2 separate regions of the Mus musculus genome follow, and region 2 is linked to region 1. A link is a loop called in an ENCODE intact Hi-C map of the cell type or tissue named here. Cell type or tissue: left cerebral cortex. All regions are shown on one strand. Links, peaks and the distances in the headings refer to the core of each region. The heading gives the core; the rest is flanking DNA.

Region 1 (10,523 bases), core at 1,416-9,415:
AAGCAAAGTGGAAATAACAGAATAGAAATCTCTCAGCTCCATCATGGGAAGGAAGCGCTAGGGAAGGCCAGTGCTAGGGACTAGTGTGCTTCCTTTCTTTGCACAGCGAGATCCATGCCAGTGATGGTCACTCCCTCATAAAACAAACACTTTCCTCCGCTGAGAGGGTACCAGGTCCTGCTCTTGGGTGTGCTCACATCTAACAAACAATTCCAGAACCTGCTTTATCTACTGGTGACTGTATAGAAACAATGGCTTTTGTACTATAATAGTTTTTGAAGTATACAAGAGATGACAGTGTAGACAAAGCATTTAGTGGAGGGACTATGGGGAAGAACACGCTATGACATATACATATGAAGATGCCATGATGAACCAGTTACTTTCCATGCTAACCTGAAAAATAAGTAAACAAATGAGCAGAGAAAGAGAGAAGAAAAGGAAAAAAAATAGAGGAGTATGGGGGCCCTAGTCTTAAGATGGCCACTAATCAGTGCGACCATTAAGTCACCTGTGTGAGTGTGTGTTTGTGGGTATGTGTTCATGTGTGTACCTGTGCATATATGTGTGTTTGGTATGTAATCATCTGCACATGTATGCTTGCATATGTACGGAGGGAGGCTGCAATTGACATCGGGCATCCCCACTTTATTTACTGAGGCGGACACTCTTACTATAAACCCAGAGTCTATCAATCCTGGCTAGTCCAGCTAGCTGGGAATTCTCTCTGCCTCCCTAGTGCTGGGATTACAGGCAGCCTGCACACCTGCCCACGTGCTTCAAGCAGTTCACGCATCAGCATGGCAGGGGCTTTATCCACCGAGTCATCTTCCAAGCCCAAGGTTTTAAGGCTCCTGGGCTATACTGTTAAATCGTGTCCAAAAGAACTTTCCTCATTAACTTCCTCAGCAGCGATGCAGACTGTCTCTGAGCATCCCAATGCTTTGATTAGCTGTGCACTAACAGTTAAAAGATGGTCACAACACTGTCAAAGGGAGCCACATGAAGGGAGACCCACTTAAATCATACATATTTCAAAAGCACTACTTTGCTAGTGAGAAGGCACACCAGGAAGGGGAGGAACAGAGCGCCACTGGGCAAGCACGAGGTCAGAGGGGCCAGAAGGAAGATACGGCTCGCTGCGCTGATGGGGTCAGACTCCTTCTGAGGAAAACACCCAATAAGAATGGCCATGGGTGCTACACAAAGGGCTGAGAAGGACCCAGGGGCAGAGCAGGAAGCGTGTGCACGCCGGAAGACACGGAAGGCACCATCAGAAGTGTATCTCTTCTGACAGTAACGTTCTCTGTCTCTGCGTCCTGGCCTCTCTGAAGCCGTCTTTTACGTCCATCTTTTCCTAGCACATGACTTCTGCCAGAAGCCACCTGAACTCCACCTTCTCGTCTACCATCTTCCTCAGGACAGCCTTCCAGGCCACCCCAAGGACCACATGCTCTTCCCTGAAGCCGAAGTCCTTAACCATTGTATAGCCTCACGTTCATCACGGCCTGCCTCCTTTCAAGCCGCCTTGGGCCGACAACCTCTGCTATGATCTGGAACATGGACCAACTTTTTGTTTCTTAAAGAGGAAAAAAATTAAACAATCTTCCTCCCGCCGCCCAGGGGGCTCTGCAAATGCTGTCCACAATACTTGCACCCCCTTGCACTGTGCAAGCAAGAGCTGAAGAAAGACAACTTGGAATTGAAAAACAGAGCAAACGTCCCAAGCTGGCTCTCTGTGAGGCTGCAAGCCCAGTGTGTCAGGCAAACGTGGGAAAGGCCATGAGCTACAAAAGGACAGAGACCAGCAGAGGCAGTGGGCCCTGGTTATCCAGGCCTTCACTCCCAGTGAGTTGCGAAGCAAGTGACATCGGAAGGTGGGGTGTTAATTTAGGTGACAGTGGCGGAAGATGACCTTGTACCTTATGGGACGGTGGGAGGAGGTGAGGAACAGGCTTATGTGTATGTGTGGGGGTGGGGGAGTATATGGCCACCTATGTGCAGAGCCCGTGGAGACCAGAGCAGCATCAGATCTCCTGAACTGGATTTATAGGCAGTTGGGAGCCACCTGAAGGGAATGGGAACTGGGAGTCTCGGCTAGAGAGCTTCCCCAGCACAAATGCTGTTATGGGTGGTCTGAAACAAGATGGAGAATTGTGGTGTGACAGTATTTGCACAAGAAGTTACTTCTACTTTAATATCAAATCTCCATCAGACAGTGGGGAGTCTGTGACGTCACACTGCCCGGATTCCAGTCCTGGCTGACTGGTTTAGTAACTGTGTGACTCTTAGGCAGATAGCTTGATTTCCTTAGTGCCTCGGTTTCCTTACTGAAAAGACAAGCAGAATGATTACTTTAAAAAGCCCGATATGAGAAGGATTACATGAGTCGTCCCCTGTAAAGTGTTTACAACGGTGCCTGCACAGCGAGTGCTCAGAAAAGATGAGGCAACTGCTAACTCCTAGTTTTTGCTGCCTGCTGCCCATCAGAAGAGTTCCGTGAGAAAAATAAGCAAACTAGAAAAACCTGGGCGTGCCCAACAGCCTCTTACCAAGATGATTGAAATAAAATCCTTTACAGTATGGCATGTGGCAGTAATAAAATTTGTAGCTGTGGCAGAGGAAAATGTGATCACAAGATAAAGGGGGAGGCCCGCCTGCCGTACCTTCAAACTGTAAGTCATCCACAGCTGCCATTCAGCCAGAGGCTCTTCTCCCAAGGGTAAGGTAGAAAACGTTCCGGGGTCTAAAACAAAGAAATATGTAAGCTTAGGAAAATGGAACACTCTGCAAAAAGAATTCATAGTAAAAGAATTTTGAGAGCCAGCTGTAGTGGTAGTGCATGCCTTTAACCTCAACACTGTGGAGGCACATCTCTGTGAGTTTAAGGGTGGCCTGCCCCACATAGTGGGTCAGAAACTAAAAATGATTACTACCATCTCTTTATCTTCTGTGGCTATGGGATTCAGTTCTTTCCTTCTACCTTAGGGACCCAGAATGGGACTAGGACCATGCTTGGGGACAGCCACCTTTACCTGCTGAGCAATCCCTCCCCCCCACACACACACTTGCCTACTCTTTCAACGGGGACTGATAGTTTATATAACTATCACAGGTCATACAACTTGATATTTATATTAATATAGCTCAGGAAGAGAGTTGGTATAGAGCTGAGCAGCCTCTCGGAGTTAAAGAAGAGGAGTGAGCTGGAGAATAAGGGAACTGCACCTGGGAATAGAGTATGTGACGGGTGAGAACTGAACACAGGAGAGTCGAGAAGCACTCAGGACTCTGTGAGTGGATGTCCAGCCCAGCCTGTGATCAGGACATCTGTGAGCGGAATCCACCCAGTGCAGGGAAGAACCATCCAGAGCGACACTGGACAGCCTACAGAGGAACCGAAAGCTGGTGTGGTAGCTCATTTGAATGTTTGCCTAGCAAGTACAAAGTCCTGGGTTCAATACTCAGGACCTACAAAATCTGGTGCATGCCGGCGATCCCAGCACCTAGGAGACGGAGGCAGGAGACTGAGTAAGTTTAAGGTTATCCTAGACTATCTGGTGAGCTCGGAGACCATGAGTTAGAAGAGTGTCCTATCAACAAAAAGAGACTGGCTGCGGGGGACACTCGCTGCCGCGTGAATGTTTAGGGGCCAGATGCAGCCTGGAGATGGAAGAAAATGGAAGGGGAGCCTAGGGTTTGGGAGAGGTGGTGGGGAAAGCATTCCAGTGCAGCCGGCTTAAGGTCCCAGACAGACCTGGGTTTGAGTCCCGATTCTGTTGTTTCTCTGCTGTGTGTGCGCTCCTTGAGGCTCCCCATCTGTAAAATGGGTTCGTGAAGGTGTCTAAACCATTCTATAAGGTAGTGCGTGTAAGGAGCTTAGCGAAGAGCCAGGCAATTAGTAGCTCTTAACTGTTAGCGACCCTGCAGTCAGGGATCTAGGGATGCACAGACAGGGTTTGGGTGGTGGTGGGGGATGCTTGAGCAACAGAGGACAGGGAGGGTAGGAGATTCCCCAACTGACCCAGAAGCCCTGACGCCCTCACCTCTCAGGAAGAGGTCCAACTGTCCAGGAAAGGTTGGGGCCTGGGATGCTCTGCACTGGTAGCCGGTCAGTCCAATCCCGGAAGCCGGAGATCCGGGGGAGGGTGTTAGATTTCTCCGCCTCCTCCGGGCAGAGCACCGCCTCCTCTCTTAAAGCAAACGCGGTCACCCAGCGAAGACTCGGAAAACGCGGAAGACACCGGAGCGCCAAGTAACTCGGTGCTGAGTCCCGCCCTCTCGGTGGTCTTAAAGAGACAGGCGAAGTGGGGCGAATTCTCAGGAGTTCGGGAGTGTTTTACTCATTGTTTATACGTTTTACTTATGCAAAGAGAAAAATGAAAAAGAAAAAGAAAATAGGTCACCAGTTCCTGGTTTCTCTGGCCATGAAAACTTAACCAGCGAGGAAGGCACCATAGCAGATGGCTTGTGAATCAAAGAAGTTCTTTTGTCACTGTTCACAGAGGGCTGGCCCCTCAGCTGTACCACCTAGGTGTCTGACAGTCACCTCGAAAACAGCAGGACTTAACAACATTGGCATAGTCTGGCAAGCGACCTTGTGGTTTGCTTCCTACCTGGACCTCCAGGCTTGGAAAACTGTCTCCCCCTGCCCATAGGGGATGCTATCGTCTCCTCTGGGACTCCTGTTGCTCTGCTAATCCCCTGGGCTTCACCCTGCTTTGGCAATGCTTGCCTGAATTCTGTTTGCTTATCTTTGCCAGCCTGTGAACACTGAGAACAAAAAGATCCGGAATGGTTCTAGTCTCCGGGTGGCCAGTACCAGCCAAGGCAGTAGCATACAATTACTGTTCACAGTATTCTATCACGGACTGAAAGGGTCCCTAGACAGTTTTTGCTGTCTGGGAGGGAGCAGTGTAAACAGCAGACACTTGATTCACAGCTCATACAAGGAGACCAGTGTCTTTAGCTTCACCTGCAGGGTACTTCCAATTTGACTTCTAACATACTCTGAATATCAGTCATGATTGATAATGTTTTTTTTTCTTTTTAAAAAAAGAGTTGCTTATTTATTTTATGTATGTGAGTATGCCACTGTCTTCAGACACACCCCAGAAGAGGGCATTAGATCCCATTACAGATGGTTGTGAGCCACCATGTGGTTGCTGGGAATTGAACTCTGGATCTCTGGAAGAGCAGTCAGTGCTCCACTGAGCCGTCTCTCCAGATAATGTTTTCCTAACTGGCAAGCTGTCAGGTGTAATAACACACATTAGTTAATATAATTCATATGGAGGGGCTTTGTCTATGCAGGACCTCCAACTCTCAGAACAATGCTGCAAACCCGAGGGGGGCGCCCTTATTATATAAGGGGGTAACTGGGCTCAGAGTGCATGTGGAGCACTGTTGTTGAATGTCCGGAATGAACATCAGCTTATGAACTCAGACGTGCAAGCATGCCCAACACCTCTTCTGTCTCACATTCGCTCATTTGCTGCTAACCTCACCCCCACTGATCTTACTCCAGCTACAGACCCTGAGAAAAGGCCACCCCAAATGCTCGCTATGGGCTCCTCATCTTCTTCATGACCAAAGCAACTTGGCAGGGAAAGAGTTGACGTGGCTTACACGTCCCAGTCCTAGTTCATCACTGAGGGAAGTCAGGGCACAACTGTGGAGGAATGCTGCTTACTGGCTTGCCTTCTCACACCACCCGGTACCACCTGCCCAGGGGTGACACAACCCATAGTGGGCTGGGTCCCACCACATCAATCATCAATCAAGAAAATGCCCCACGGACTTGCCTACGGGCAATCTGATAGGGGCAAATGCTCACTTGAGAGTCTCTCCTGGGGGGGCTTAACCCAATGATGGGGTTCCAGGCACACATAACCATACCTAGCCCTTTATGTGGGTGCTGGAGATTCGCACTCGGGTCCCCATGCTATGACCCACAAGTCATCCCCTCAGCCCCAGTACCCAGCCTTTGGAACCAGTGCACCCGAGTCAGAAAGCAGCGGCAGCCCCATGGCTGGTGATACAATGGGTGGGACATGGGGGGAGGGGCAGGCTGGCAGCATCACAATTCCTAAAGACTCTGAGAAGAGATGCACATCGAAGACAAGGTGCTGAGGCCCTGGAAGAGCAAGAGGCCAATGCTGACAATAGTTAAGAAACAGACTGGGTGCCGGGCGTAGTGGCGCACGCCTTTAATCCCAGCAGAGGCAGGCGCTGCTTGAGACAGGGTCTTGCTCTGTAGACCAGGCTGGCTTTGCATTCATAACGATTCCCCCTGCATCTTCCCCCTAAAGTGCTGGGATTAAACTGTATGATACCGTGCTTAGCCTGCAGACTAGTTTTTCTTAGCTTTATTGGAAGCCCTGAGAAAAAAGGGTCAGAGCAGCCAGCTGCCATCTTAAGGCACATTGTGGACACCATAGTGTCTCTGTAGAAACTTTGAAGGAGACTTGTTATGTTTTGTTTTGTTTTGCTTTGCTTTGTTTTTTTTTTTTTTTCAAAAAAAAAAAAAAAAAGCTGCCTGAAAATCAGTTTATTGCTAGGAGGGCCAAGTGTCAAAGAGTCCCCAAGGCAGTTTCTTAGTCACCTCCATCAAAGTACCAGCACACACAGGAGAAGTGGAAACCTGAGAATTGGATGTAGACATTTGGGTAGAAAAGCCATGCACACACAACTCCCCACTCCCATACTCCCTTGGGTCTCCCTTAGAGGCAGAAGCAATGTTTTTTCTGTTACCCGAGAAAGAAATCTCCCCTTGCTTACAGATGCTATAACAGTGCCAGGTAACTTTCTGTAGCAACAAATACCCAAGCAAACCAATTTAAGAGTGGCAAGGTTTTGTGTAAGTTCATGGTTCCCAGGGTTCAGTGTTGTAGGATATTTGATCACATTGTGAACCCCAAGATTGTGAACTGCAAAAACGTCCTCTTGTTATGGTGTGGCTCAGCCCTAGCACACACCTTTAACCCAAGACCTTTCTGTAAATAGGATTAAATAAAGTCAACCATAGGTCAAGAGGCAGGGCAAGCAACCAGTAGACAGGGAGTGAACCTAGGAAAATGCAGGAAAGAGAAAGGAGAGTCTCTGAGCTGAAGAGCAGTCAGTGCTCTTACCCGTTGAGCCATCTAGCCAGCCCCTCAAGTGAAACTTCTTATCTTCTGGCCTCCAACCCTTGCCTTCTAGACGCTTCTGCTAGGACTTGTGTAGGCTGAGACAAGCTCCTCACATGCACCGTCTGACAGGACTCTGCCTCAGGGCTCTCCCAGAGGGCCCCTCACTGCTTTATATATGTTCAGAATGTGATGGAGTTAACAGCTTAAGGACAAACAAGGTCTCACTATATAGCCCAGGCTAGCCTCAAAGTTGTAATCTTCCAGATTCAGCTTCCAAAGCATTGCAATTGCAGGAGTGTCCGTCAAAGCCTCTCTGGGAGACTCTGACTAAGGGAGATGAGCTCCAGTGGGCAAGTGTCTCTTACGTTCAGACAGAGGGAACGTGACATGTTGTAGTACTCAGATGTCAGCAGATGTGACATTTCTCTAGACTTTGACTTAGCGTTCCCTGCCTTTTCCAGCTAGTCTGTATTATGCTAATTTAACAGAAAATGTCAAACAGAGGCTGGGCATACAGCTCAGTTAGTAAAGTGCTTGCCTAGCATGTAAAAGTCCTAGGCTTAATCCCCAGCACCAGGTGTGGTGAAGCCTGGAATTCCAGCCCCAGGGAGATGAGGCAGGACCACAAGAATGTCAGGGGATACAGGAGACCCTACCTCGGAAGAAATAAGGACATAAGAGACAGTTCAGAGCCCTCTTCCTTCCGTGGCTTATTGCACCCTCATGGAGCCCCACCCTGACGGAGAAGCAGAGGCATAAGGATGAACAAGATCACTGTAGGGGCTGGAGACCCCTGGTGTTTAGAAACAACAGCACACTTAAAAACTTGAAACAAAACACAAATACAAACAAAAAACCCAAATACAAAACAATAATGGCAACAATGCATTTGACCACACACATGTGCATGCGCGCGCGCACACACACACATACTTGGACTGGGGATATCACTAAGTATGTGTGTGTGTGTACCTGTCTGTCTGCCTGTCTGTGCATGCATGCATTCATGTGTTTATGTGCATGTGTGTTTGTGTGTGTTACTTATATCATTACTGTGACAAAGTACCCAACAAAATGTAAATTTAAGGAAGAAAGGTTTTATTCTTCCTCACAGTTCAAGGTCACAGTCCATCAAGGTGAGGAAGGCAGCAGGAACTTGAGGCAGTTGGTCACACTGCAACCATAGTCAGGGAGAAAAAAGGGTGATTGCTTGCTACTGCTCAGCTCCCTTCCTCCATTTTACAGTCCAGGATCCCAGCCTAGGGAATGGTGCCACCCACAGTGGACAAGTCTTCTTACCTCATTGAATGCAACAGGAAGGTTCAGAGTCATACCTCAACCCCCACCGCTGCCCCCAGCCCCCGACAGGTGATCCTAGATTCTGTCAATTGACAAGATCAGTCAATAGCTGAATAATGACATTCAAGCATAATACCATCTATATTAGCATCCCCAAAGTAAAATATCTTGGTATGAATCTAAAGATATGTGAACAAGATCTACAAAACTCTGACAGAAGAAACCAATGTGTGCCACAGCATGCATGGCCCCTGACACACAAGGAAGATAAACGTAATTTAATTTTTAATTTTGCAATAGTAGGGTAATACTACTGTGCTTGGTAGATTGGTTGTATTAAATGTTCTTTTGTTTGTTTGGATGGTTGGTTGGTTGGTTGGTTGGTTGGTTGGTTTGGTGTTTTGAGACAGGGTTTCTCCGTAGAGTCCTTGCTCTGTCCTGACATTCATTCTGTAGGCCAGGCCTTGAATTCAAAGATTTACCCGCCTCAGCCTCCTCAGTGCTGGGGTTAAAGGCGTGGGCCACCATGCCCTTCAGCATTTTCAACTTTTGATATCTTTGACTTTCAGGGGGTTTATCAGGATATAATATTTGCCATCATGCCCTGTGAGGAACGGGTGTGGTGGCAGTCCCAAGAAGGCGCCAGGGACTGCAGCTAAGTCTTATGACTTACACCTGACTTCCTCACCTGAATATAAGCCACAACCATCATGAGAGCTGCGCAGGTGTACCAGGATACTGGCGAATCCATTTTGGTGGAGATATGCCCCTGCTGCCCTGATTAGCTGAAGCTGTGTACCTGGTGAGGTGACGTGGCCTGCTGTGAGTGGATGAAGGCTGAGAGTATATAAGAGTGAGAGGCCCGGGTTAGAGAGAGGATTATTATTCGAGAGAGGATTATTATTGGGAGATATAGATGAAGAGAAAGAAGAGAGAGGAAGACTGAAGTTTGCTGAATAAACTGCTGTTAGAAGGACTGGTGGTCGTGTCGTTCTTGCTGGTCGAGAGCGGACGCGACAATGCCCTGATCAAGATCTAATTTATCTGTTATTAACAGGTGCTCCATAGCATATGTCATCAGAGAATTGCAAAGTGTGTTGAGAGATGCTGAGGCACACATACAGAATAGCAAAAATGCAAAATACTGGCGATACCGAACACTGGCAAAGGTATGAAGCAACAGATGTGGAATCTTGTCATTGCTGGGGGCCGTGTAAAATATCCCCGACACATTGCAAGACAGTGGGGCGGTTACTTACAAGTCCAAGCACACTTCTACTACACAAACCATCAGCTGCACCCACTGGAGAGCCAAGGGAGTCGACAAACTGTCTCCATCTGCCTATGATGCTTGCATCTGCTTTGTCTATGATTTGAGAGCAACCCAGATATTCCCCAGTTGATGAATGGATCAAGTTGAGTTTAGTCAGACAATGGGAATTACCACATTCAAAAGAAATAAGCTACCAAGTCAGAAAACTTAAATGGATGCCACTAAGCAAAAGAAGGGAACCAGAAAAGACTGCAGATAAGATTCTAACTTACATGAAATGAAGGGGCAGGGAGAGGGTCCAGGGCACACCCTCCCCAAAAGGCTCTGCCTCCAGAAATATGGCCATGCACTGCCAGCTGTGACTGAGTAAAGTATTTTTCATTATTGAAAGAACCAATTTTATTTTATTTGTTGTATTTTATTTTGTAGTTCTGGGGATATACACAGGATTTGTACATGACTGGCAAGTAAGTTTTCATTGAGGCACAACCCCAGCCAGCCTTTGTATTATTAAAACATACACACACACACACACACACACACACACACACACACACACCTTCTCCCCACCACATGAGAGAGAGAGAAAGAGAGAGGAAGAAGAAGGAGGAGGAGGAGGGAGAAGAGGAGGGAAGGAAGAGAGGAAGAAAGGAAGAGAGAGGGAGGGAGGGAGGGAGGGAGGAAGGAAGGAAGGAAAGAGAAGGAGGAGAGATAGCCAACAGGGAAAAGTATTTGTTGTTCTTGCAGGGCACTTGGATTCTGCTCCCAAAACACACATGTCAACCATCCATAACTCCACTTCTAGATGATTCTACACTCTC
Region 2 (10,523 bases), core at 1,597-9,596, 60 kb after region 1:
ACAGAAACACAAACAGACTAGGAGAAAAGCCAACAGGGGAGAAAAAAAAATGCAATACCAGAAAAACATTTGACTATACTAAAAGAGCAGGAACACAGATTTAAACATAAATACAGTATCCTTCCACTTACCATTAATAAACTAAGTACTAGCTTATTAGACTGGACTTGAAAGTCAACCAAATAATATTTTTGAGACTCACTCTCTTTTTATAAAGACACAGACTGAAAGCAAATGATAGAATACAATACACTTTGTTTTTCTTCTTTCTTTCTTTCTTTCTTTCTTTCTTCCTAAATAGGGTCTTTTTATTTAGCCTAAGCTGGCTTTGAACTTGTGCAAGTGTACACACACACACACACACACACACACACACACAGAAAGAGAGAGAGAGAGAAAGAGAGAGAGAGAGAGGTTTTTTGATCCATACCTGGTTAAGTGTTTATAGGGCCTAGTTTTTTGTTTATTTGTTTTTTAAGACAAGTTGTCACCATGTTTATAATGCTGGCCTCAAACCAGTGATTCTTCTGCCTCAGCCTCCCCAGCGCTAGCATCACAGGTGTGTACCTGTGTGCCACCCAGCCCAGCTCTAGAGCCATTTTTTTAAATTCCAAAATTTGTAGTTCTTGAATCATTTTTATAATTTAAATACTTTTTAATAATTGTATTTACTATTATTTCTGAGTGTGTATTATGATGCTTCTGTAGGTGTAAATTTTGTGGTGACTGGGAAACTTTGAGGACAACTCTGAAGAGTCAGTCAGTTCTCGTCTTCCACCTTGGGTTCTGGGGACCAAACTCAAATGGCCCAGGTTTGTATACCAGACACTTTCCCCGCTGAGCATCTTGTAGGCCTTAGGTTAATTATGACAATTTTTATTCCATTTCTTTTTGGTTTTTTTATATTAACAAAAAAGTTCACTCTCCATTATACTTCAAAGCAGTATCAAGAGTACTGAAAGCTGTAGTTATACTGTGAGAGACATGTTCTAACATTTCTGTGTATATTTTTCTTAACTAATCTAACTACAACCTTTATACTACTGACACCAGAGAACTGGTATTGGATAAATATTGCTAATTCTTAAAGATGAGGAAAATGGGGCTGGAGAGATGTCTCAGTGGTTAAGAGCACCAACTGTTCTTCCAGAAGTCTTGAGTTCAATTCCCAACAACCACATGGTGGCTCACAACCATCTGTAATGGGATCTGATGGCATCTTCTGGTGTGTCTGAAGACAGTGATAGTGTACTCATAAATAAAGTAAATAAATCTTAAAAAAAAAAAAAAAAAAGCCGGGCGTGGTGGCACATGCCTTTAATCCCAGCACTCAGGAGGCAGAGGCAGGTGGATTTCTGAGTTCAAGGCCAGCCTGGTCTACAGAGTGAGTTCCAGGACAGCCAGGGCTACACAGAGAAACCCTGTCTCAAAAAAAAGAAAAAAAAATGAGGAAAATGGAGAACATATATGTATGTATGTATATGTGTATGTGTGTGTGTCTGTGTGTGTATACACACACAGACACACACACATATACACATACATGCTGATGGACCTAGATGCTAATTACAAACAAAACTCTTAGTTTATTACAAATTGAAAATGTGGACACAAGCTAAAATTGAAGGTAATAATAACATTAACTATCAAATTATACCAAAGTAACTTTCTTTTTTTCCTCCTTGGAGTTTCTACCAATTAGGAACATGTTTGTTTCTGAAAATTTTAACAAATATTTTCAAGATACACTTTGGGCCAGGAAAATATAGGCTGAATAACAGACAATACTTCAACAATTACTTATAGCTCTTTGAATAGCTACACTCAGAGAATGATTATTAGCAAAACAAAATGAACATGTACTATTCGGCACTTCTTAAAATTTGAATTTATTTTTATAGCGCTAAGAACTAAACCCAGGGCTTTCAGAATGCTAGGCACATGATCTACTGTTGAGCTATAATCCCATCCAAAACTTATGTGGCTTGGCATAGTGGTACAGATCTATAATCAAAGCATGTAGGAGACTAAAAGCAAGATTATCACAAGTGGGCAGGGAGCCTGGGCTACATAGTAAACTCCAGGCCATCCTCAGCTACAGAATAAGATCCTATTGTCAAAGGAAGCGGGGAGCAGAATTAAATAAAGGTATTTGAAATAACATCATTGTTAAATATGGGCATAAGAAGTGTGCTTATCAATTCTGTAGACATGACAAAGCTGAGATGTCAGCTTATATGCTAAGTAATAGAACTGGCCCTCAAAAGAAATGCTGGAGGGGCAGGGGCGTATAATACAGTTGTATAGCCTGTGCTTAGCATGTTCATGACCCTGGGTTCAATGAAGGAGAGGGAGAGAGGCAAAAAGAAAGGGAGAGAAAGTGAACAAGATAGAACAGTTTCATTGGCACAAGGTTATATCCATCAATTTACATATTGTCTATGGCTGCCTTTGTATGGCAGAACTGAGTAGCTGTCACAGACTATAAAGCCTAAAATATTGTTTGGCCTTTTATGACCCTTGATCTAGATGTATTAAAATTTAACTTGTTTAGTCCATGACAAAAATCAACATAAGACAAGACTAAGACAAGACTGGCCCAAAGGTAAAATTTAAAAGTGTTATTTAAAAAAAAAAAAAGTATTATTTTAGATTTACTAAAAGTTAGGCTGAAGGTGTAGACAATGGGAAAGTGACACTGGGCAGGCATGGGCCCCAGGCCTGATACCCAACAGCCAATAAAAACGCAACTTAAGAAGTTAAAGAGGTAGCACATTCCATCAGTAAGGGGTCCACGGGTACTAAGGGCCCAGGCACTTATAATGCTGATACAGCAAGCTGATCACACACACACACACACACACACACACACACACACACAACTAGTGGCTGGGTGCTAACAATGTGATTCACACCTAGAGTACGGTGCTCAGTTCAGAACCTCTCAAAGACATGATTAAGGTCCATACTGTTCGGGGCAGATTAAAAAAAAAAAAAACCAACTCATAAGCATGCTCCTCCAAATGAATAAATGTAATAAACATTTTTTAAAACTTCCAGTGCCCCCTCCAGTTATGCATACATTAAAGATGTACATCCCCTGCAAAAGGTTGACAAAATTGTGGTGTTTTTATATTTTCTAGTTTTACTATCAAAATTGGTGTGAATGTCTCAAAACAGGTAAATACAGGATATATATCTCATGTGGATAAATAATGTATAAGGGAGCATAATACATTTTCAAAAAAATTACAAGTCAGGGGTGATGCCCCATATACTGTGTAGGTCAAGGCTGGAGGATTAGAAGTGAGTTTAAGGTTTTCCTGGGCTAGAATAGACCTGCTCTCAAAAAACCAAAATAAATAAAAGAGTTACCATCTAGGGAAATGTTCTCATATCTATGTATATAGTAGATGAATAAGATACAGTGTGTTCTCTTCAAATTTTCAGGTTTTTTTTTACCTTATTCTTAAATGATCTAAGGAAAAAGCAAACAAGCACTTTAATACAGTGAATATAAAGCACTTTAATAAAAAATGAATATACCTGAACTACCAATATCTGTTCTTTAAAACCAGGGGCAGAGATTTGGCTTTCATTAAGGTTTTGTTGCAGTTAATGAGAAAGAGGCAAACCAATCCCAAGAAACCCATAAAACCACCCAGCAGACATGTTTCCACACAGCTCCAAGATGGAGGTTTGAGAGGCAATGCTTGATCTAAGCGAGGATGAATACCCTCAGGGACTCTCTACCAAAGTGGTAGTAGGCTCTAGGACACCATCCATCCTTCTGGGTTTTACAGACAGGGACGGTGGATTCCCTACCCTTTCCCAGGGCCATTGATTTTCTCTTTAAATATACAGTGTAGCCCTTTCTGGTACTTCTTTCAGAAAACCTCTGGGTCACGTCCTGGGTTGATTTTCTCCTTGACCAGCACCTTTGGGTCTGTGTGCTCTTACATCTGCCTGCCCCAAATCCTTTCCTACAGCATCCACTGGTAGCTCTGGTGTAAATTTAAAACCGGTCATTCTCTTTCTCCCATAATGGCAGCCCGGACACAGTCCTCTCACCTCCAAGACTCAAATAATTTCAAATAACGTAAATGCACCCACATTGACTTTAAATATTATTCCTGTTTGAGGTTGGACCGTGCTGATAATGTGTTACGTTTGGCATATTAACTGTCATTTGTAATTGTTCTTCCTTCTGAGGGTCAAAGCATCATTTCAGGGCACTAAAAGTTCTTGGGGAGGGGGGCCTAGAGAGAGGCCAGGCCCTAATCACTCTGTTCTCTCCCAGCGACATCGCTGCTCCACCCGCGGTCACCCGCCGCGCGTCTCCTCACAACCGGTTCCTTCCCGCCCGCAACCCTCCGCCGGCCTCGCCACCGGGCTCCCACCTCTTCGGTGCCCGCCCACCGTGCTGCACGGACCCGCTCGCCTGGGCCTTGGGTAGCTCCGCGAAAGGACCGGGTCCGCTCGCGATCCCCGCCCGTCACGCCCCGCCCGGCCCTGGCCCCGCCCCGCCTCGCTTCGCTTCGCTCCCGCCCCGCCTCAGCCTCAGAGGAGTTCCCAGGCGCGCGCCCTGCGCAGCCCCGCCCCGCCCTCTCCTGGCAGGGGCTCCGCCTAGAAGCGCCACCTCACTTGCGCGTCTTTCCTCAGGACTACCTTTACATTGCATTGCCTCGGGGAGGTGGGGGGGCCTCCAAGAGATCTCGGGGGACATGCCCTCGCGCGGGCACGCACACGCACGGCCCCGCCCCGCCCCTTTCACCCTTCCTGCGACCGCCCGGCTTTCTCAGCTCGGCTGTCCCAACCCACTCCCGGCCCCGCCCCGCCACATGCCCCGCCCACTCCAGATCAGACCACGCCCCTCATGCCGGCCCCGCGCACGCGCGCCTACCCAGCCGAGTTCTTTTCCCCCCCCACCCCTCCCTGCTGGTACCTCAGTCCCGCGGCGCCAGGTCGCCCCCAGCCCCTCCCTCTTGCCACCCTCTGTGTGTGTCCCACCCTCACGGGCTTTGTGGCCTAGGTTGCCGAGCCGCTTCCCGGTCAGCCGCTCAGTGGAGGAAGGAGCCGCCAGTGAGGTGCAGCCGCTCGCTGCCCCGGGCAGGGGCACAGGTAGGTGGCGGCCGCGGGCCGGGCCGCTCGCCGAGCCTCAGGCAGCGCGTGGGTGCGGGGGCGGAGTGTGAGGGGCTGGGGGAGGGGAAAGGCCCTAGGGACGAGGTAGAGCTCGCGGTGGGAGGGGTGGGAGGATGAAGAGGTAGGGGTGCCTGAGGTGGGCTTAAGGGTGGGGTCCGCGGCGTCCCGGGTTAGACTGAGGGTGTGTGAGAATTTAGGGTTCTGGGCGGGAGAGGGAGCGGATTTAGCTTAGGTGGACTTGGGGAGAAGCTTGGGTGGGAGTGCCGGGAAAGGGGGAAAGAAAAGGGGTTGAGGAGTGCACCAAGGGAAGGAGCTAGGGTTGGAATAGGGGGAGGGGTGGGGCGGGGGGGGGCAGGGAAGAAACTAGTTGAGGCCGTGGATTGGGAAGTTGGAGATAGTGAGGCGTGAAGAAAGGGGAATCTGAAGGTTGAGGACGCAAAACCGGGAAAGAGATGGGGAGACTAGGGTGCTAAGAGGAACCTCGATGGTGAGAGGAAGACTCGTGAGGAGGGAGAGAAGGATGGGGGCTGGAGACGGGTCGCTAGAAGACAGGTGGAGGCGGGGTTGAGTCTTTTGAGGGGCACGGGAGAGTCTGGGATGTGAGGAAGATGGGTAGAAGATCTGGGAGTGAATGGGGAAGGTTAGAATTTGGGGGGTGGGGGACTGAAATTTTTTCTGTTTGAAAAGCTAAAGAGTGGGTAAAACTATCAAGATGTGGGAGAGATTAGCTTGCTCTTGGACAAAGTATGGGCCCGGATAGGACATGAGTTTCTGCAGTTTGGGGGAGAAGGCAGGTAGGGAAGTGGCAAGTTACAGGGAAAAAAGAAGTAGTGGGAAATTGAATAATGGCGGTGACACAGAACAATGAAGATGGATTGTTAGTTGGTTAGAGATACTTTGGAACTACTTTCTCTTCGGATTTCTTCCTATGTTAAGAAAAAGTCTTTAAAAACCACTACATTTTCAAATGAGCCAAAGGTGTCTGCAGTCTTGAGATGAAGGTAGTGGGTTGACAGATGTTTTCCTGGTGTGTGGATATGGCGGATTTCTGCCCTGGCAGAGTGAAGGGGGAGCGCTTCATCCTTGAGTGAGCCCTGGTTCTGTTTCCACCCACTCTTCCTCAGATGACCACTGTTTTTTACTATAGTCCCTGCCCTCTTAACTCCCAGTTTGAGCCATTGTGAGTTCCAGAGAGATCAAATGGCCGGTGATGTTAATTTTGAGTGTTTTAAGAATATTTTTAAGGCTGATGTTGTATTTTTATTCTTGAGATACAAGTGGGAAGATCTTGTGCTTTGGAATTACACAGACCTGTGATTGAATTCAGGCTCTCTCACTTAGGAGTTGTGAGCCTTAAGTTCCTTCATTTCTCTGAGGCTCTTCATCCATAAAGTGGCAATACTGACCTCATAGGATCAGTGATTGCATGACATCATTTTATGTTGTACCTTACAGTGCTTGTTAGCTTGTAGGTATATAAAAAATGGTAGCTTTCAGTCACATCTGGAATCATTATTGTTGATCATTATTTTGGCCTACTTATTCTTAGAAGACTGATTTATTAAGGTTAGGTGTTCTTTCTGATTTTTGGTTTTGGTATTTTTTTTCCTGAACCATAGGCTCAGCTCACAGTTTTAGCACTATTACCCTGATGCCTCTCTCCTCTTTCCTCTCTTTGTCTGGAATAATTTTATGCTTTTTGCTTGGAAGCTGGATTCAAGGTTTTAAAACTTATGTTTGGTTGTCAATTATTTTATCCTTCTCTCATTTAAAGATGTTTTACAGAACTGAATTTTTAATGTACCAAGGTTATATTTCATTTATTTGAAGAAATGATATGCTTTGTGCTAACTTTAGCTTCACTAATGTAATGTGAATGCACTGCTGTACATTTTTAATGCTTTGTAATGCTTAGGTAGATCACAGAGCTGTTTCTCTGTAGTGGGCTAGAACACCGCCAGTCAGCCAGTCACTCTGTTAATCTGACCCATAGCTGCAAGAGATCTACACTGAACATTGTTATCTTGCAGATACATGTTATCTTAACTTTCCAGTTTAAAAGAGCACTTCCAACCTTCACACCCCCAGGCAAGAAAAGGCTCTTGTCTTTTAAGGGGCCAGTTTGTAGAGGCCAACATGAATAATAGTGACGGGCAAGCAATATCCAGGAGAGAAGCTTTACCCTTTATGGTTCTTAAAGTTGAAAGTTCAGACATTCATTTAATCCTTAGATCATTTTATAGTACATTACAAACTTCAGGAAGTACTTTATTGGAAGAATGCAGGATGTTTTAAAAAAAAAAAAAAGGTTACCATGCATGATTCCCTAAATTAAGAGTAGTTCTTCAAATAACTGAAGAAAGCAAAGCCTTGGATTATTGCCTGGACAAATGATGTAGATATACTCTTCAGTAAATACTGAATTTTTACATCATTTAAAAAGAGAATACTGTTTGATAAGTAGTCTGAAGATGTGATTTAGTCCTCACTGTGCCCCTGTTTTTGAAGGGTAAAGTTGCCAGGAGGGGCAGAGTAAGGGATTAGCATCCAGACTCTGGTCCCACGCTACTTGTGCCCTCTGCTGGATGGAATCATACTTCTAGTTTTCATGAGACACTGTCATCCATTCATTCCGTTTTACTCCAAAGTTTGTGGGACGTTAGAGAGGAGAATTAAGAGCAGTGCAAATATGTAAAACCTGGGTTTTCGTCTTTCTGTCCTCCTCATCAGTATTATGGTGTGTTGGTCCATTAAGATACATTATCTTCATAGGATTTGCCCTTCTGCTGTTACAGTTAGATTGTTAGGCTAGGTGTAGTGGCTTATGACTGTAATCCCAGTATGTGGAAAGCCATGGTAGAAGGATCTCTCTGAGTTTGAAGCCAGCCTGGACTACATGCTAAATTTCTGGCCACTCTAAAATGGTGATAATGATATGTTTTCTTTCCTTCATTTACCCACTTGATCATTTCTTGTCTAGCAAATAATTTGTTTTTATGCCATACGTAGTATTTACTTTCTGATACCTAGGTAGAGTAGGCTCTGACGTTCTAGTCTGGTTTTGTTTTTTGTTTGTTTGTTTGTTTGTTTTTTGAGACAGGGTTTTTCTGTGTAGCCCTGGCTGTCCGGGAACTCACTCTGTAGACCAGGCTGGCCTGGAACTCAGAAATCCGCCTGCCTCTGCCTCCCAAGTGCTGAGATTAAAGGCGTGCACCACCACTGCCCAGCTTGAGGTTCTAGTCTTAAAGATCAAAGAGCATTTTCTTTTTCTCCAGGTTAGGATTAAGGTCTGTGAGGTCGAAGGGGCTAAATGCTTGCCCTGCTGAAAGAAGCTTTTATAGCAAGTGGGGAGGGCATCTTTTCAGCAGCAGCCCTTAAATGCTGGCAAGAATATGAAGTGTAAGAACTGGCACTATGACAAGACTTTAAAAAAAAAAAACTGGTTTTTACTTTAGTTGTTTTGTCCTCCCTCCCCCACCCCCCACATAGTACCAGTAGCAATATAGCCCCATCATCTGCTCTGCTTCTACCACCTGCAGAAGGGGCTGACAAGTGGGGGAGGAGCCTGCAGCTGTTGCCTGGAAGAGGAGCTGGCTCCTAGCAACAATATCAGCAGGCCCTTCAACGCAGCACTAAATCTACCCCTTTGAGGTCTCATTCAGTTCAGCATATATCTGTTGAGTGCTTACTCAGTACTAAGCACCATGTTCGGCCTGAGAAAGAAAAAAACTCACAGCTTTGGGTACAGTAACAATTGAACATAGTACACAGTGCTAAGTGTTGTCTAAAAGGAAACACTGGGTGCTTTGGGAAAACCAGACAGACATGGACTGGTACTGGGGTTGGAGAAGTTTCCCAGGAGAATGCTGAGTGATGGTTGAGCTGAATGTTAATGATGAACAGGAAATAGCTAGGTCAGGCAGAACAACCAAAAGCAGTAAACTAAGCTAATTCCAGTGGGTCAAGTGAGTGGCAATTTACCCATGTAGCATTGGGAGGGCCACAGAATAGAACATAGTAGATGAGCTGGAAAGGGTGAGGCTCCAGGGCTAGGCTGGTCCCTCCTTTCTGATGTGCTTTATATACATAATTATTCTCAGGAGAAAAATGAGCAGTAGTGATTCCCACAAATAGGATCATTGCTTGATCTTCAGAGACTCAGCATTTTTGTCACTAACTTAATTGTTTGCTGACACTTGTAAGTGGCTTCAGGCCACATTGTAGGTATTGATGTAGAACCTGACTTGATATACCTCCAAAAGTCAACCAAAGTCTTTGAGGGATAGTTTCAGAGTTTTAGAAATACTGCTAGGAGCCAGGTGTGGTGGGGCACGCCTTTAATCCCAGCACTTGGGTGGCAGAGGCAGATGAAGTTCGAGGCCTGCCTGGTCTACAGAGTGATTTCCAGGACAGCCAGGGCTACACAGAGAAACCCTGTCTCAAAAACAAAACAAATAAACAAACAACCCAACAACAACAAAAAAAAAGAGAGAGAGAAATACTGATAGGCTGACATGTTATTAAAATCCACATTTCCCCCTTTCTTATTGTAGAAATGATAATCGGATGCCTTTATTTAACATAGAAGTTTCTTGTGTAATTTGAAATCTCACTCAAGAAAATAGTATTTATTATAATTCTTGATGCATAATGTCACCAGTGGGATTAAAGAAAAACATAACTGCTTTTTGGTTTTTAACTTACCTCAAAGTGCTTGGACAGAATCTGAACACTGGAAGACTGTAATGATTTTATTTAGCCTTTGTTGTGGAGGCCTTTATTTGTAAATTCAAGACATCCTTTTGCTCATGGTTTACCTAAGGCTTATGGAACTTGTAAACTAGTTCCATGACATTCTCCCAAGGGACTGCACTGTACCAGAGTCCTGTTATGGAGTCTGAATTAAATGTGGTCTTTCTCTCTGTGTGCAAAGCAGCTAAGACAGACCCAGAAGCCAATCAATAAGACAGTGAGCCAAGTGCAACAAAGAGATGTGTGGAAAGTGCCAAACCCGCTAGCGGAGTTACTGTTTTCTGTGTGTAAACATTTTTAATTCCAGAATTCTAGTGGGTTCATAATGTCTGATGAAATAGTGTATGCTTTGTTTACTAGGACTCAGTGTTGGGCATTTAGTTGATGCTCCTCGTTGCTCTGCTAACATAAGCTGTGCTGCTGTGAGTCTACTTTGAAAAGAATTGTTGCTGGCATTTTTTTGTAAATTCTGGGTGAATTCTCCAAATGAAATTTGAGCTCAAAGTTCTGAAAGATGAGTAGATTACTAAATAGGTGAGAAAAATGCAAAAGAGGCACTTCAGGTAAAAACAGTAGAACAGCCTCATAGTGACAAAGTTCTCAGCAACTGGTGAGTCTTGCTTTCCTGG

The links. Hi-C counts contacts between places; a loop is a spot of excess contacts. Peaks named below come from ENCODE experiments on the same cell type or tissue, not always from the same donor. Only the 100,000 strongest peaks of a DNase experiment are listed, where the experiment ranks them.
Region 2: it touches region 1 in a loop (7-fold over the local background); 17 of 42 quality-filtered maps call a loop at or near these places.

The regions. Positions count from the first base shown.
Region 1 is chr4:107,307,986-107,318,508 of GRCm38, reverse strand. Yipf1 (Yip1 domain family, member 1) reads right to left here and starts at 4,146. Exons shown (of 10, transcript NM_145550.3): 1 at 4,047-4,146; 2 at 2,667-2,746. The coding sequence starts at 2,697. In left cerebral cortex, for the core only: a CTCF peak has its summit at 4,656; DNase peaks (open chromatin) are centred at 4,184 and 4,649; H3K4me3 peaks cover 1,732 bases; H3K27ac peaks cover 1,284 bases.
Region 2 is chr4:107,247,873-107,258,395 of GRCm38, reverse strand. Lrrc42 (leucine rich repeat containing 42) reads left to right here and starts at 4,863. Exons shown (of 8, transcript NM_029985.2): 1 at 4,863-5,121. Hspb11 (heat shock protein family B (small), member 11) reads right to left here and starts at 4,493. Exons shown (of 6, transcript NM_028394.3): 1 at 4,401-4,493. In left cerebral cortex, for the core only: CTCF peaks have their summits at 4,357, 5,119 and 7,720 (motif pointing left); DNase peaks (open chromatin) are centred at 5,680, 6,249, 7,711, 8,710 and 2 more places; H3K4me3 peaks cover 2,680 bases; H3K27ac peaks cover 1,822 bases.